Regions from separate parts of the Homo sapiens genome. Here regions 1 and 2 are each linked to region 3. Evidence: chromatin loops called from intact Hi-C (ENCODE). Cell type or tissue: PC-9. All regions are shown on one strand.

Region 1 (5,000 bases), 150 kb before region 3:
GCAAGCAGAAGACCCCATGAATAATCCAAGGGGAAAAAACCAACCTTAGCGCTTATAGGTTATAATATTGGCCAAAAATTCAGTAGACTTTTAATCTGCAGGATTGGTGATGATATGAGAAAACAGACATATAGTACTGGAATGAGGACTCAGTGTGGCACTAAGGGCCAAAGGCAAACATCAGATCTTTTAACTTAGCTGGAAGGCTCTATCCTAAATGCCCCAGGCCACAGAGACAGGACTACTCATCTCTACTTGTTTAGGAATAGTGGGGTAAAGGGCTTTTAATCTGCAAAGGTTTCAAATGAAATAAACAACTGTTGATGTAAATCCACCCATTTTATTAATAGTTTTGTGGTAAATTTAGGGACAATCTGTATGTTTTGGTATTTAATTATTGGCAATATTTTAGAGAATGTAGCATATAAGAACAGCTGTTGGATTAAACCTGTGATGCCAGTATATGGGTTACTATTAAGTAACTAATTCTTTTTCTTTTTTTTTTTTTTTTTTTGGAGACAGGTTATCGCTCTGTCACCCAGGCATGGAGTGCAGTGGTGTGATCATGGCATATTGTAACCTCAACCTCCTGGGTTCAAGTGATCCTCCTGCCTCATCCTTTCAAGTGGCTGAGACTACAGGAGCAAGCCAGCACTACTGGAAAATTTTCTTTTCCCTTCCTTCCTTCCTTTTTTTTTTTTTTTTTTTGATGGAGTCTTGCTCTGTCACCCAGGCTAGAGTTCAGTGGCTTGATCTTGGCTCATCACTGCAGCCTCCACCTCCTGGGCTCAAGTGATTCTCCTGCCTCAGCCTGCCAAGTAGCTGGGCCCACAGGTGTGAGCTACCACGCCTGGCTGATTTTTGTATTTTTAGTGGAGATGAAGTTTTACCATGTTGGCCAGGCTGGTCTCAAACTCCTGACTTCAGGTGATCCTTCTGCCTTGGCCTCCCAAAGTGCTGGGATTATAGGTGTGAACCACCATGCTCAGCCAAGTAACTGATTTTAGGCTTGGGATTTTTAGTAGGAAGTTATAAGAGAATTTTACTAAGTTTTGAACCAGTATTGGAATTTGTAAAAGAATTAAGATTAAATTTTATACATTTATTAGGTTTACTACAATCAAGTAATTGAGAAAGTTTTGCTAATTTAAAGTCATTTAAAATATTTTTTAAAAAAGATGTAATATTTTAATATTTAAGTTGAAAATAACCTGAAGCCTTGCCCAGTGGCTCATGCCTGTAACCGTAGCACTTTGGGAGTTCAGTGCGGGAGGATCACTTGAACCCAGGCATTCAAGACCAGCCTAGGCAACATGGCGAGACCCCGCCTCTACAAGCAAACAAACAAAAAATTGGCTGGGTATGTTGGTGTGCACCTATGGTCCCAGCTACTCAGGAGTCTGAGGCAGGAGGATTCTCTAAACCCGGGAAGGTCAATGCTTCAACGAGCTGTAGTCATGCCACTGCACTCCAGCCTGGGTGACAGAATGAGACCCTGTCTCAAAGAATAATAATAATAATAATAACTTAACCTGAAATAACTTGAGTTTAAAACATCACAGGAATTAAGTAAGTGTGACAAATCCTTAAGAGTTATTGTCAGAGTTCACCAGGTTTTTAAATAGAACAATGTGATTTATAAATTAAATAAAAGGGCATGGGAAAATTAGGCTTTTGAGTATATAAATGTAATAACAAGAATCAATTTTAAAAATCAAAGTAACTGCAAATAGTGCAGTTACCCCCTCAAGTATAGTCTCACATTGACAAGAAAAGGTTTTTAAGCTACAAAGTGAGAAACCAATGCACAGAACATGAACCGAGACATGTAAACCAGAAGAAAGCAAAACAGCATGTTTCTATTTGTGCATGATAATGGATGTAAGTGATAGAAATAGGTCTGAGAAAGTAAACTCCAAGCACCTAACTGTGGGTTCCTTCTAGGCAAAGGAATAGAAACTGGAAAAAGATGAAGGGAGGCTGTCATTATTAGTGTATCTAATTATGTGTTATTTTATTTTTTAAAAAAGTAAAGAAAAATGTAACCTTATGTTAATTAGTTAATTATTTGAAAGCAAAAGTAATTTTAAATTTTGAGTGAATCGAGTCTGGGACATTAACTGCATCACAGGTGCAATTGTAGAAAATGTCCGGTAGGTGGAGCACTAATACAAACCTGTGGGTCAGATTTCTTTAGCAAAAAAGAGAGGACCAGCATTCAAATGGAGTCAGGAACTTTTAAGGACAGGGCCACTAGTCCAGAGCCATGGGATATATTTCCAAGCCAACATTAGATGGTTTCATAATTTTAAAATTCATCTTTTAGTTGGTTTAAAAGAATTCAGTAATTTCTGTTTTTACAAACCCAGTGGCCAGATACTGTTTACTATGAATAGGGTCCATATTTTGGGCAGGCCCTCTGTTGATGTCTTCATGTCAGGACAGGTTTTTCTTCACCACTTAAACTCTGATCATGTAATAGCCATCAGTAGGAAACCTGGCTAACACTGTGTTCCATCCGTACAATAAGAATTCATCCACAAGGAAGAATGAGTTAACTCCCTGTGTACCAATATGGAAGCATGTTCAAAATATGATGTTAGGTGAAGAACGCACGTTGCAGATTCCATTTGTGCTTAGATAAAAGGATATCTAAAGACATCTAAGGATAATTTGCAGGGCAGCAGCAGGTCCTGTTGTCTAGAGAAGCTTTTTGCTCAGGAAAGAATGTCTTGAGATGGTATTTCAATGACGTGTGTGCTCAGGATTGCAGAAATAGGAATTAGTTATATTGAGCAGGTTCAGCATGCATGTGTTCATTGCATTCCTGGAAAGAGAACTCAAACTATCAAAGTTGGTTTTCTATGGAAAGTGCAAATGGGGAGACTAAGAGACTTTTACTTTCCACTTTATAACTTCCTATATACTATGTACATTTCTCCACAGTGTGCACAATTTGCTTTTTTTTTTTTTATACTGGTAGCAGTAGAATTTATTCAAATGTGCCTTAATATAGGCACTGGGGCTTGCCTATGGTGCTCTCGATATATAAGGCCCGGACATTCTGCCAGTTTTTCTGCCAGTTTTTCTTGAGCAATGTCACCAAGAAGTTGACAGGCAGGTGACTGTTACACACAAGCTCATTGTCTGTCCTTTTCACGTGGCCAACAGCCACAGCCAGACATAACACCTTCTTCATGTGGAAATTGATTACGGACTTCATCTCATCCACTTTGGCCACCATGTTTTCCTTGTGTGTGAGCAGGGAGGGGCAATTTCCTGCCTTATTTAGGACTGGGCCGAGGATTCGTGGGATCTGCTTGATCAGAGACTCTGAGGCCAAAAATGCATCATACTCTTGGCCAGTTTCTTGACCAGTTTCTTATTCTTGTTGAGTTTTTTCAGTACCTCGTTTTCCATGTGGTGGAAATCCACAGGCTTGGCCTTGTCACGGTGCTGCTGGTTACCCAGGACACACATGGAGAACTTGGGGCAGGGAGTGGACTTAAGCCTGACGGTGCCCGAGAAGCGCTTGTCCTTCTGGGGAGTCATAGTTCTTGAAGCTGATCTGCAACTCCACCATCTCCAGAAACTTGGGGTGCTTGCGCTGGTTTCGGTGCAGGACTTCGCGCACCGCCTCCTACGGGGTGTCACGGGAGACTTTGCTGCTCATGGCTTCTCGCTCCGCGCTAACCAGAAAAGAGACTAATACTGCACATATATTTTTGAGCGTAGATTCCATACACCAATACTGACACTTTCTCTATTTCCTTGTTAATTTGCAGGGCAGCAGCCGCTACTCAAAGAAAAGCCCCAAGTCTTTATACAGAACAAAGGGCGGGTCTTATCATTCCCCTCTTTCTGGTGCTGGCTTCCAGGACTCAACTGTAACTGGAAACTGTGTTGCTCTAACCCTCCTCCAGCCCTGCAGCCTCCCCTTGCAGTCATCATTCGTGTTCTGTGTATACCAAATGATTCTGTTATCTAAAGAAGCTTTTTGCTGGGAAAACGATGTCCTGAAAATGGTATTTCAATGAGGCATATGTTCAGGATTTCAGAAACAAGAAGTTAGTTCTATTTAGCAGGTTAAAAAATGCTGCATTAGAATTAAAGCAAGTTATTTTCTTATTTGTATAATGACACAAAGCATTGGGAGTCAGACTGCTTGTATATTATCAAACATTTTAAGAGAATTCTAATAAAGCTGTATTTTACATCATCTATATTTTCCTATATCTCCAGCAGCACGGACACTGCATGCTTGTTGATTGCTTAAGACATATGTATACTATATAAATGTATGCATATATGGTCTGCAAAGTTTTCATTTTTCATTTATTTGGTATAAAGATGTTCAGTTAATGGTTCCTTTTTGTTTTGAGAGACAGAGTTTCGCTCCTTTGCCCAGGCTGGAGTGAGGTGGGGAGATCTCAGCTCACTGCAACCTCTGCTTCCAGGATTCAAGCGATTCTCCTGCCTCAGCCTCCCAAGTAGCTGGGATTGCAGGTGCCTGCCACCATGTCCAGCTAATTTTTGTATTTTTAGTAGAGATGGGGTTTCACCATGTTGGCCAGGCTAGTCTCGAATTCCTGACCTCAGGTGATCCACCCACCTCAGCCTCCCAAAGTGCTAGGATTACAGGCGTGAGCCACCACATCCAGCCATAATAGTTACTTATAATGAGGGAAAAACCCAAAATATCCAGTAATATTTACATATTTACTGAAACTGTTTGGAACTTGTATTAGTTTGTTCTTGCATTGCTATAAAGAACTGCCCGAGACTGGGTAATTTACAAAAATAAAAATAAAAAAGAGGTTTAATTGACTCACAGTTCTGTGTCCAGAATTGTGACAAAATTGTGACAACCTCTGGGTTTTTGGTCTTGCTGACTTCAAGAATGAAGCCATGGACTTTTGCAGTGAGTGTTACAGCTCTTAAAGATGGTGTGTTCAGAGTTTGTTCCTTCAGATGTGTCTGGAGTTTCTTCCTTCTGGTGG
Region 2 (5,000 bases), 73 kb after region 3:
GCCCCACTCCTACAGCAAACCTTTGCCTGGGCATCCAGGCATTTCCATACATCTTCAGAAATCTAGGTGGAGGTTCCCAAACCTCAGCTCTTGACTTCTGTGCATCTGCAGGCTCAACACTGTAGGAGATCAGTCAAAGTGGTGGGAGAAATTATAGGCAAAGGGCACAAACCTTTGGAAAGGTCAGAAGGCTCTGCAAAGCTTCAGGGAGAATAAGATAAAGGCAGCTGTTCTCTTACCCTGAGGCAGTGGGTGAGAAGTAGGTACAAGGGAGTGCAGGGGAATTTATCTAAATAGGCTTGTTTACTCATTTTGACCAGAAAAAGACCTTTGATCATCCGCGCGTGACCAGTTCCCTAAAAGGAGAATAATAAATGTTAATTACCCACAGACTGTGTTTGCTCCAGGCTTTCGGCATTATGCCTGTACTAAATAAAAGCAAGCAGCTCCAGCTTATCGAGGCTGCTCTTTTCTTTGGTCCCTAGTGCCAGCAGCCCCCTAGCTGCTCTTACACTGCATGCCTGTGTCTGAGTACTCCTTTCATCTGTCGCTTGGCCAGGGTCTGCGGGATGGACCCAGCAGCTGGTGCCCCTGTGAGACTCAAAACTTCCAAGGCTTGAGGCTTCCACCCTCTGAAGCCACAGCCTGAGCTTTACATTGGCCCCTTTCAGCCATGGCTGGAGCAGCTGGAACACAGGTCACCAAGTCCCAAGGCTGCGCACAGCATGGGGACCCTGGGCCTGGCCCCCTAAACCACTTTTTCCTTCTGGACCTCTGGTCCTGTGATGGGAGGGGCTGCCCTGAAGGTCTCTGACATGGCCTGGAGACATGTTCCCCATGGCCTTGGGAATTAACATTAGGCTCCTTGCTACTTATGCAAATTTCTGCAGCTGGCTTGAATTTCTCCCCAGAAAATGGGTTTTTGTTTTCTATCGTATAGTCAGGCTGCAAACTTCCCAAACTTTCATGCTCTGCTTCTCTTTTAAAACTGAATGCCTTTAACAGTACACAAGTCACCTCTTGAATACTTTGCCGCTTAGAAATTTCTTCCACCAGATTCCCTAAATCATCTTTCTCAAGTTCAATCTCTAGGGCAGGGACAAAATGCCACCAGTCTCTTTGCTAAAACATAACAAGAGTCACCTTTGCTCCAGTTCCCAACAAGTTCCTCATTTCCATCTGAGACCACCTCAGCCTGGATTTATTGTCCATGTTGCTACCAGCATTTTGGACAAAGCCATTCAACAAGTCTCTAGGAAGTGACAAACTTTCCCACATTTTCCTGTCTTCTTCTGAGTCCTCCAAACTGTTCCAACCTCTTCCTGTTACCCAGTTCCAAAGTCGCTTCCACATTTTTGGGTATCTTTTCAGCCACGCCCCACTCTACTGGTACCAATTTACTGTGTTAGTCGATTTTCACACTGCTGATAAAGACATACTTGAGACTGGGAAGAAAAAGAGGTTTAATTGAACTTACAGTTCCACATGGCTGGGGAGGCCTTAGAATCACGGTGGGAGGTGAAAGGCACTTTTTACATGGTGGCGGCAAGAGAAAATGAGGAAGAAGCAAAAGCAGAAACCCCTGATAAATCCATCAGATTTCATGAGACTTATTAAATATCATGAGAATAGTATGGGAAAAAGACTGGGCCCCATGATTCAATTACTTCCCCCTGGGTCCCTCCTGCAACACATTGGGAATTCTGGAAGATACAATTCAAGTTGAGATTTGGGTGGAGATAGGGCCAAACTGTGTCACCTAGCAAAGGATTTTTATGCTCATATTTTTCTTAGCCATTTTATTCAAAGCAGCTAGATGCCATAATTTATGCATCATCTGGAATCACTTAAATTTTTTCTGCAGAAGGTGTGATTGATAATTGTGAAAAATGTCAATAATTGTCCTAGTGTCCAAAATGCCCCCCAAATCAAATAACCTTTGAATTGCTGAACGTAAGTGCAGGAATGTATAGTGGAGATCATGTAGGTCAATGCCACCAGTTTAAATCCATCCATTTGATTAATTGGACAACTATTTGCCTTATTTGTAAAAACTAAAGCCCCACCTGTCAGGTTCCCCTCAAGTACTAAGGGCAGAATCGAAAATGCACAGATTTCTCATATTAAATGGAAGTGGAACACTTCATAGGGCAAGTCTGGTCTCATAGATAATTCTCCTTACACAAGTAAGTTGAGACCTCACCTTTAGGGTCTTCTTGTCCCTCTCTTGATTACTCAGAGGGACAGCTTTTGACTACCTGGAGACCACTCCCAGGAAGTCTGTGAGGATGCTGGGGCTTGGTTTACTGAAGACTAAAAGTGCTGGTGTCCACCTGGTGGCAGCAGCCATCTAGCCCTAGAGACAACTCTGGAAGAGCTGCTGCAGGAGGAGCCCGTAGCCCAATGAGCTATATGGAAAGCCATTACCTTTGCCTTATTCAGTGCTCGTAAGAACCAGACATGCCTTTTTCACCTACTCTTGGGTACAGCCAGCAAGCTGTCTGGTTGGTGACAACTGACCGGTATATTAAGGACACTCCTCTATGGGGCTATAAGCTATTGACAGCCACTACTGCAGCCTCAGGAGACATTTTTGTAACCCTTGTGGATGCCATGGAAGGGATGCATATGAGGTGAGACAACATGAAGCCAAGTGGGTGACTGGACCCTCCAGCCCTGGTGGCCAGCATCACTGCCTCAATCCATTATTGGACTGGAGATGGTAATCTTGCCACTAACACAATAGACTCAAAAGTTAAACCTCATCTGAGTGCCACAGAGAATAAAATGGCCTACTGGGACTGTGGTTCCTCTGGTTCCTCTCCACAGTTGATCTCTCAGTCTAAAGGTGACAGGGATCATTAGCTCTGGGGGTGGGGCCTGACTTTGTCTGGCAAATACAATACGTTGGTCCTCTGCTGTCACCTGGTGGCCATTACTGGTACGCAGTGGCAATTGACAACTGTCATCATGGAGTTGCCATTCTGTGAAGCTGGCAGATTCCGGCCACACCGTAGTGGCACTGGAGACTATTCTCTGCTTGGCTTAGTATCCGGTTCACTTGTAATTAGACGATGCCGTACTGTTCACAGCAATGGTGCCCCCAGTAGTGGGCTAATGGACAAAACATTCAATGCACATTTCATGTCCTTGGTCTCAGGTTGGCGTCATTTTTAAGTGGTAAGATAGACTTTGGAAGATGTGACTGAGAAAATTACTAGACAAATGATGTTATCGGCACTGTGTCCTACACATCTTTAGCAGACAATGTGAGCATTACATGCAGCTGATCCTCAGAGGAAACATTCCCCTTGGAGGAGGTGATTGGAGAAAATCAGGACAGAAGAGGCAGGGATTCAGGGAGATCGGTTCTCTATGTCTATGATTTCACCATAAAATCTCTCAACCGCTGCTCTTTTTCTTTTTTTAAATTGACCCTACCACCTGGGAATCTTCACTGGTTTCATCATTATTTGACACCATCAGTGACAACACAAAGAGGGTGACTCCAATCTGTTGCTTCTACCACTCCCTGGTTTGGCTTATTGAATATGGAAGATCATATGATTAATTGCTAGAATTTGTGAACTGTAATGAACTCTTTCAGTGGCTGAGTTCTACTACTGTTCCCAGCCCTCATGATTGGTGACCCATCAATGAGGAAGGCCTGGGTGTGGGTGAGTACTTGATTAATAAAGATGGATGTAGCAGTTACTGAATTAGAACAAATAGATTATGTCACTGTCGAAGGAAAGGAGCACCCCCAGTATTAGGGAGAAACCACCCTTTACATTTCAGTGTATAAACAAATTTCAGTTCATTTTTTTGTATCAAGTAATAGTAGATATTCATATTTTTCTCATGGATATGCTGTTATTTCAGCACCTTTTGGTGAAAAGAATTTCCTTTTCTTTTTTAAAATTTCTTTATAAAATTCAAATAAAATACGTATATCATAAAATATGCCATCTTAACAATTTTAAGTGTATAATTTGGTAGTATTAATTACATTTGTTATGCAACCATCACTGCTGTCCACTTCAAGAACTCTTTTAATCTTATAAAACTAAAACTCTGTAAACATTAAACTAACTTCCCATTCTCACCTCACCATAGTCTCTGGCAGCCAACATTCTACTTTTGGTATCTGTGATTTTTGACTAGTCTAGGTACTTCATATCAGTGGAATCATGCAGTATTTGTCCTTTGTGACTGGCTTATTTTATCTGGCATAATGTACTCATGGTTCGTCCATATTGTAGCCTATGTCAGAATTATCTGCTTTAAGGTTTAACAAAGCCTTTCCTTTTAGGATGACTGAAATATTGCTTGGCCAATGTTACTCTGCATAAAACACATGGAAATGTTAAAATACACATTTCTGGGCCTCACCCCAGATACTCTGGTTCAGTTTGTCTGTGGTGGGGCCTGAGAATTAGCATTTTTTTTGAGATGGAGTCCTGTTCTGTCGCTCAGGCTGGAGTGCAGGGGCATGATTTTGGCTCATTGCAACCTCCGCCTCCCTAGTTCAAGTGATTTTCCTGCCTCAGCCTCCTGAGTAGCTGGGATTACAGGCACCTACCACCACGCCCAGCTATTTTTTGTATTTTTTAGTAGAGATAGGGTTTCGCCATGTTGGCCAGGTTTGTCTCAAACTCTTGGCCTAAGGTCATCTGCCCTCCTCGGCCTCTCAAAGTGCTGGGATTACAGGCATGAGCCACCGTCCCCGGCCAAGAATTAGCATTTCTAAAGCTCCCCAGCAGAAGCAGATGCCTCTGCCCCACCTGTCACCCTTTGGGTAGCACAGATTTTCATCTTTAAAATCACTGGTCAGCTATATGGTGATGTTAGTTTAAAATGTTGGTGAAAAATGGTCTGTGACAAATCCCAGCCTATCCTGTGATGTTTACAAATTGAACGCCATGAGCATTAGAATTGGGTGAACCTGGATTTCTCTGCTGTCCTGACTCTTAACAAGCTGTGTACAACTCACCTCTCCA
Region 3 (5,000 bases):
TTTATTAGCTCCCTGTCATAGTAAAATTTTATGGAAGAGTTGACTAAACTTACTGACTCCTACTTTTTCGCTTCCCATTCTCTCTTGAACTCATTCTGTCTTCCTTCTGGTCCACTACTCTAACAAGAGAGCTTTTGCCAAAGTCATAATGATCTCCATGTTGCTAAGTCCACTGGTCCTTCATCAATGCTCACTTTGGTATTTGTGTAGTTGGTCACTGCATCCCTGGCAATTCCTCACTTGTCTTCCAGGATGCCATGTTGTCTCGGTTGATGCCCTGTATTATGGCCCACTCCTTCTTTGTCCCCTTTTTGCTGCTTCCTGTTTTTCACCCAGGTCTCATGTTGTAGACCCAGATCTCAGTCCTTGAACTCCATGTACACTCACTCCCTTTCATTTTTTTTTTTTTTTTTTGAGATGGAGTCTCGCTCTATCACCCAGGCTGGAATGCGAGGGTGCGATCTCGGCTCACTGCAACCTCCTCCTTCCACGTTCAAGCGATTCTCCTGCTTCAGCCTCCCAAGTAGCTGTGATTACAGGCACCCGCCACCACACCCAACTAATTTTTGTATTTTTAGTAGAGACAAGGTTTTACCATATTAGTCAGGCTGGTCTCGAATCCCTGGCCTCAGGTGATCCACCCACTTCGGCCTCCCAAAATGCTGGGATTACAGGCATGAGCCACTGTGCCCAGCCCCATTCACTTCCTTTCTTGCCTCTAATCTCATTGCTTTATATACCATCCATATACTGATGACCCCAAAAATCGTCTAATTGCTAGATCTCTCCTCATCTACTGCAAGTTGTACTCCCAGTAGTAAGTATGGGAGTTCAGATTTGAGTCCTAGTCTACTCATCTTCAATGTATTCATACCTTTCCCTTTATTATAGCACCATAGTTCAGCTTGCTAAGGCCCAGGGAGTATTAAAAGTGCTTTCTATGTACTAGCTCACTTGATTCCAAAAATAATTCTACAGGACAGATACTAATATTCTAGACGAGGAAACTGAGGCACAGTAGAAAAGTTCATCATTTGCCCAAGGCGCATAGCTAGTGAGTGGCTGCACCATGACTTGTATGTACTCAGGCAATTTGACTCATGAATCTTCCCTCTTAGTATTTTAGAACACTGACCCACTATCAGTGATGACATGGGCAAAAAGTTGGCAGATCCCAGAATGCAAATTAGCAGGGTCAGAAATCCTCCCAGTTCCCTCTAAATCACTTTCTTATGTGCCGAGGAACTAAATAGCAATATAGTCCCTCTCCTGTTTTCCCGTTTCCTGTTGCCATTTCCAATTTAATAAAGTGTGGGAAGTAACCCTGATGATGTCTACAGTTGTTTATGAAACACGGGTGTAACCCACATGCAGAGGCTCAGCAAACAGTTGATGGATTTATGCTGACCTCTTGGTAGGAACACCTGCAGTTTGAGATTCTGCTACATTTTCTACCATTTTATTATGTGTCCTGGTTTTTGCCCAGAGAGCAAAAAGTTTTGGGAAAAGCATATAGAAAAAAAATAATAAAAGGTAAAATGTCTGTTGTTTCCAGGATAATGGCCCCAAGGGTGGAATCGCATCTGGTAGCTGTTTCTTCTCAGCCCAGTGAGCGGACACCAGATCGATCCTTCCTCCCCGAATGCTGCCAGAGAGACTGGAGAATCATGTAGGATGGAAGGTCAGCAGAAACGCAAGGGGCCGTTATGATGAGGACTGAGAGAGGCATCCCGTACCAGGCAGCAGGATGCTCCATTGGAATAGCACAGCAGGACAGGTGTGTGGTAGCTGAATCATGCCCCACAGGAGATCCAGGCCCTAATCCCTGGAATGTATGAATGATAACTTTGTTTGGCAAAATAAGCTTGGCACAAGTGCTTAAATTAAGGATTTTGAGATGGGAGAGTATCCTGGATCATCCAGGTGGGCCCTAAATATAATCACAAGTGTCCTTATAAGAAGGAGGCAGGGAGAGGTCTGACAAAGAAGGCAATGTGACCACTAGGGCAAGATGCTACTCTGATGCCTTCTAAAATAGTGGTGGAAGCCACCTGCAAGCAGTGTAAGGACTGCAGCTCTTAGAGGCTGGAAGAGGACAGCAAGAGATTCTGCTCTTCAGCCACCAGAGGGAGCATGTGTGCTGCCAACACCTTGATTTCAGTCCAGTGAAGCTAATTTTGGACTTGTGGCCTCTACAACTGTGAGAATAAATGTGTGATGTTTTAAGCCACCAAGTTTGTGGTGACTTGTTACAGCAGCCACAGGAAACTATACACCTGGTGACAGAGAGGAGGAGCAGAAGCAAGGGCAGCAGCAGTGATAATCAAGTTGAAGTGACGTTTCATAGAAATCCCTGGAGCAGGAGGAACCATCTCATCCCACCCTACAACCTCTGGGCTTTACTCCAGCTGCATGGGAAGGAATCCATTTTCTATTTCTTTTTTACATACAGGAGCTATTATCCAGGAGGGACCCTAAGAACTGGATGTAGGACAAAATGCCATCATAGCTTGAGCTCAAAGCAAGACCTGGTTTCATGGCACCCTGGTTCAGGCAAAATCTTGGAAAGGACTTTACCTTTGAGATGAATGAGGTTCTTTGAACAGGGCCTAGAAGAGGAAAATGACAATCAAAGCATTAAGGAGTTCTATAAAATATGCCAACAGGAATTTCAGTTTTTGGAGATGCCCAGGAGAGTGAGAGTGAGGGTCTTGGAACTTAGGGAAGGGGGAGCTGGGAGAGGTTCTCAGGAGACATTTGCCCCAACAACGTGGGGGCAGGATGGAGAGCAAGGACTGAGACAGCCCAGGAGCCAGTCACTGTTGGAGGGTCGTTTGGGGACTTTTGAACAGTGATGTCTCATTATCAGTTTTAAGTGGTTTCATGTTCCCCACTGTCAACTGAAGAATCAATAAATTTGGAAAGGAGACCTTTGTTTCTTATAAAGAGCTACCTCCAGCAGGCTGGCCATTCTGCAGGCTTGGAAATGTAGCCTCTGGCAAGAGCTGGAAGCAGGCATTTTGAGAGAGGGAAGGATGAGGCAGGAATTGATGCTGAACAGGTTGGCTAAGTAGACATATTCAACAGATTGTAGGAGGAGCTCTGAATATTCATGAAGGGGAGGCATGCACATGTGCAGTAAGCTAACATTATGTTATATGTTTGCTTTGGGTGGAGGCTTCACATTTAGATGTACTACAATTAGACTTTATATGTCAAAAGGTGAAGCAAAGGACATGAAAGCACTCAGCACGCAGGCTCCATCAACTGGCCAGAACCACTTCATGGTCCAGGATTTCTTACCAGAAGAGAATGCTGGTCAGTTTCTGTGTTAAGCCCACAAAAAGGGAGGAGTAGCAGCAGGCGGTTGGTTGAAACCAGTGGCAGAGCAAGTCTTCGAAAGGGCTGGTTTCTGTTTAACACTTAGGGAAGAAAGCTTAATGGTGATTATCAAAGGAGGGGCTGTAACGAGGTGTGTCTGATGTCCCATCCTGTCATGGTTGGGAACTCAGTTTTCAAGGTTTTTCTGGGGCCCCCTGGCCAAGCAGAGGTTCATTCAGTTGGTTGGGGGGCTTAGAATTTTATTTTTATTTCTCAACACTATGAAAAGTCCCCCTGCCCTTACCCCCAAACCTTCATCTGCAATATGGCCTAGCCATACAGCAAGGAGACAAGCAAACAGGCAAGCAGAGATATCAATTCAGCAAGAGAAGAAATCTAGAGTGAGAGTTGAACAGAATAACATCAGCATTACCTAGGCACCCTTGGAACTGTCGGGGGAGGCAATGGCATTCCAAGAGCAAATGGGATGAAACCAGAGCATTTTCTTTGGCTGCAGGACATGCAACTGCTGGGAAGTCAACTACATTCAAGTGTATGCAGGCAGAGGTTAAGGAACTCCTGAGCCAATTGCTTCTGGAGACACACAAATAATAGCAGAAGGCTATGAGACCAGAGAGGCACACATGGGGCATATTCGGGACCATAGCCTCTCCCAGACTACTGTTGTTAAAAGACAACTGCAGTCCATAGAGAGCACTGGTTAAATAAAAACGCACTCAGTAACTCATTCTTTATTTATGTATGAATTTACTTATTCACTTACAAATAATTAGACTCTGGGGTTATAATGACGAAAAAGACATTTCCTGCCGTCAGAGAATTCAAGTCCAGCAGAGAAGATAGAATCCCAAATAAATCATTAGAATAGAGTGTGACACATGCAGTGACTGAGCCCACAGCAGGGGAACCTAACCCATCCTGGGAATAGGTTCAAATGAGCTTCCTAGACTGGGCAACCTCTAAGGCAGTGTTTAAAAGAATGTTTTCCAAAGGGTGGTACCCAGAGAGGGGCAGATACAAATGCATGTGTGTGTGTGTGTGTGTGTGTGTGTGTGTGTGTGAGAGAGAGAGAGAGAGACAGAGAGAGAAACAGAGAGCAGAGAGAGATTTTAGTAATGATTTATTTTTATGGTTGCTATGTATTTATGGCAAGTGGCATTTCCATTTATGATAGTAATAGGGCTTCTTTTAAATTTTTTAAAATTTATTTCATTGTTGGGTGATGGGATTCTCCCCTTGGAATAGGCAAGGCATTTACATGATTCAAAAGTCAAAACTATTTAGAAAGATCAACTGAAAAGCCCTTCTGTTCTGTGTCTCCCATCTTCTTCCTTCCTGCCCTCTACAGGTAAAGCATTTTTATTAGTCTCTGGTTTATTCATATATATACATGAATACACATGCACGTGCACATCTAAACACATATACATATTATAGATATATAGTGATCCTCTCTCTTTTTATACAAAAGACAACGTACTGTATGTGGTTAAAGACTTTGCTTTTTTTGACTGAACAATATATTCATTCTGGATATGTCTCCATATCAATACGAACAGATAGTTATCATTATTTTTTAATGGTTGCACAATACTTCATTGTGTGGCTGTTCCACAGCTTATTCAACCAGTCCCTATTGCTACATATTCGGGTTGTTT

The links. Hi-C counts contacts between places; a loop is a spot of excess contacts. Peaks named below come from ENCODE experiments on the same cell type or tissue, not always from the same donor. Only the 100,000 strongest peaks of a DNase experiment are listed, where the experiment ranks them.
Region 1: it touches region 3 in a loop (5-fold over the local background); 22 of 110 quality-filtered maps call a loop at or near these places.
Region 2: a loop joins it to region 3, with 16 times the contacts of the local background. A loop is called at or near these places in 86 of 110 quality-filtered maps.

Annotation. Positions count from the first base shown.
Region 1 is chr4:15,727,955-15,732,954 of GRCh38, forward strand. BST1 (bone marrow stromal cell antigen 1) reads left to right here. Exons shown (of 9, transcript NM_004334.3): 9 at 3,786-4,833. The coding sequence ends at 3,891. It also overlaps the pseudogene RPL10AP7. Among named protein-coding and RNA genes, the nearest start is that of BST1, 27 kb to the left of the region's middle. In PC-9, a CTCF peak has its summit at 2,167 (motif pointing right); a DNase peak (open chromatin) is centred at 2,177.
Region 2 is chr4:15,953,521-15,958,520 of GRCh38, forward strand. No RefSeq gene overlaps it. Among named protein-coding and RNA genes, the nearest start is that of FGFBP2, 7.2 kb to the right of the region's middle. In PC-9, a CTCF peak has its summit at 2,940 (motif pointing left); a DNase peak (open chromatin) is centred at 2,921.
Region 3 is chr4:15,880,679-15,885,678 of GRCh38, forward strand. No RefSeq gene overlaps it. Among named protein-coding and RNA genes, the nearest start is that of FGFBP1, 56 kb to the right of the region's middle. In PC-9, CTCF peaks have their summits at 2,109 (motif pointing right) and 2,309; a DNase peak (open chromatin) is centred at 2,133; H3K27ac peaks cover 395 bases.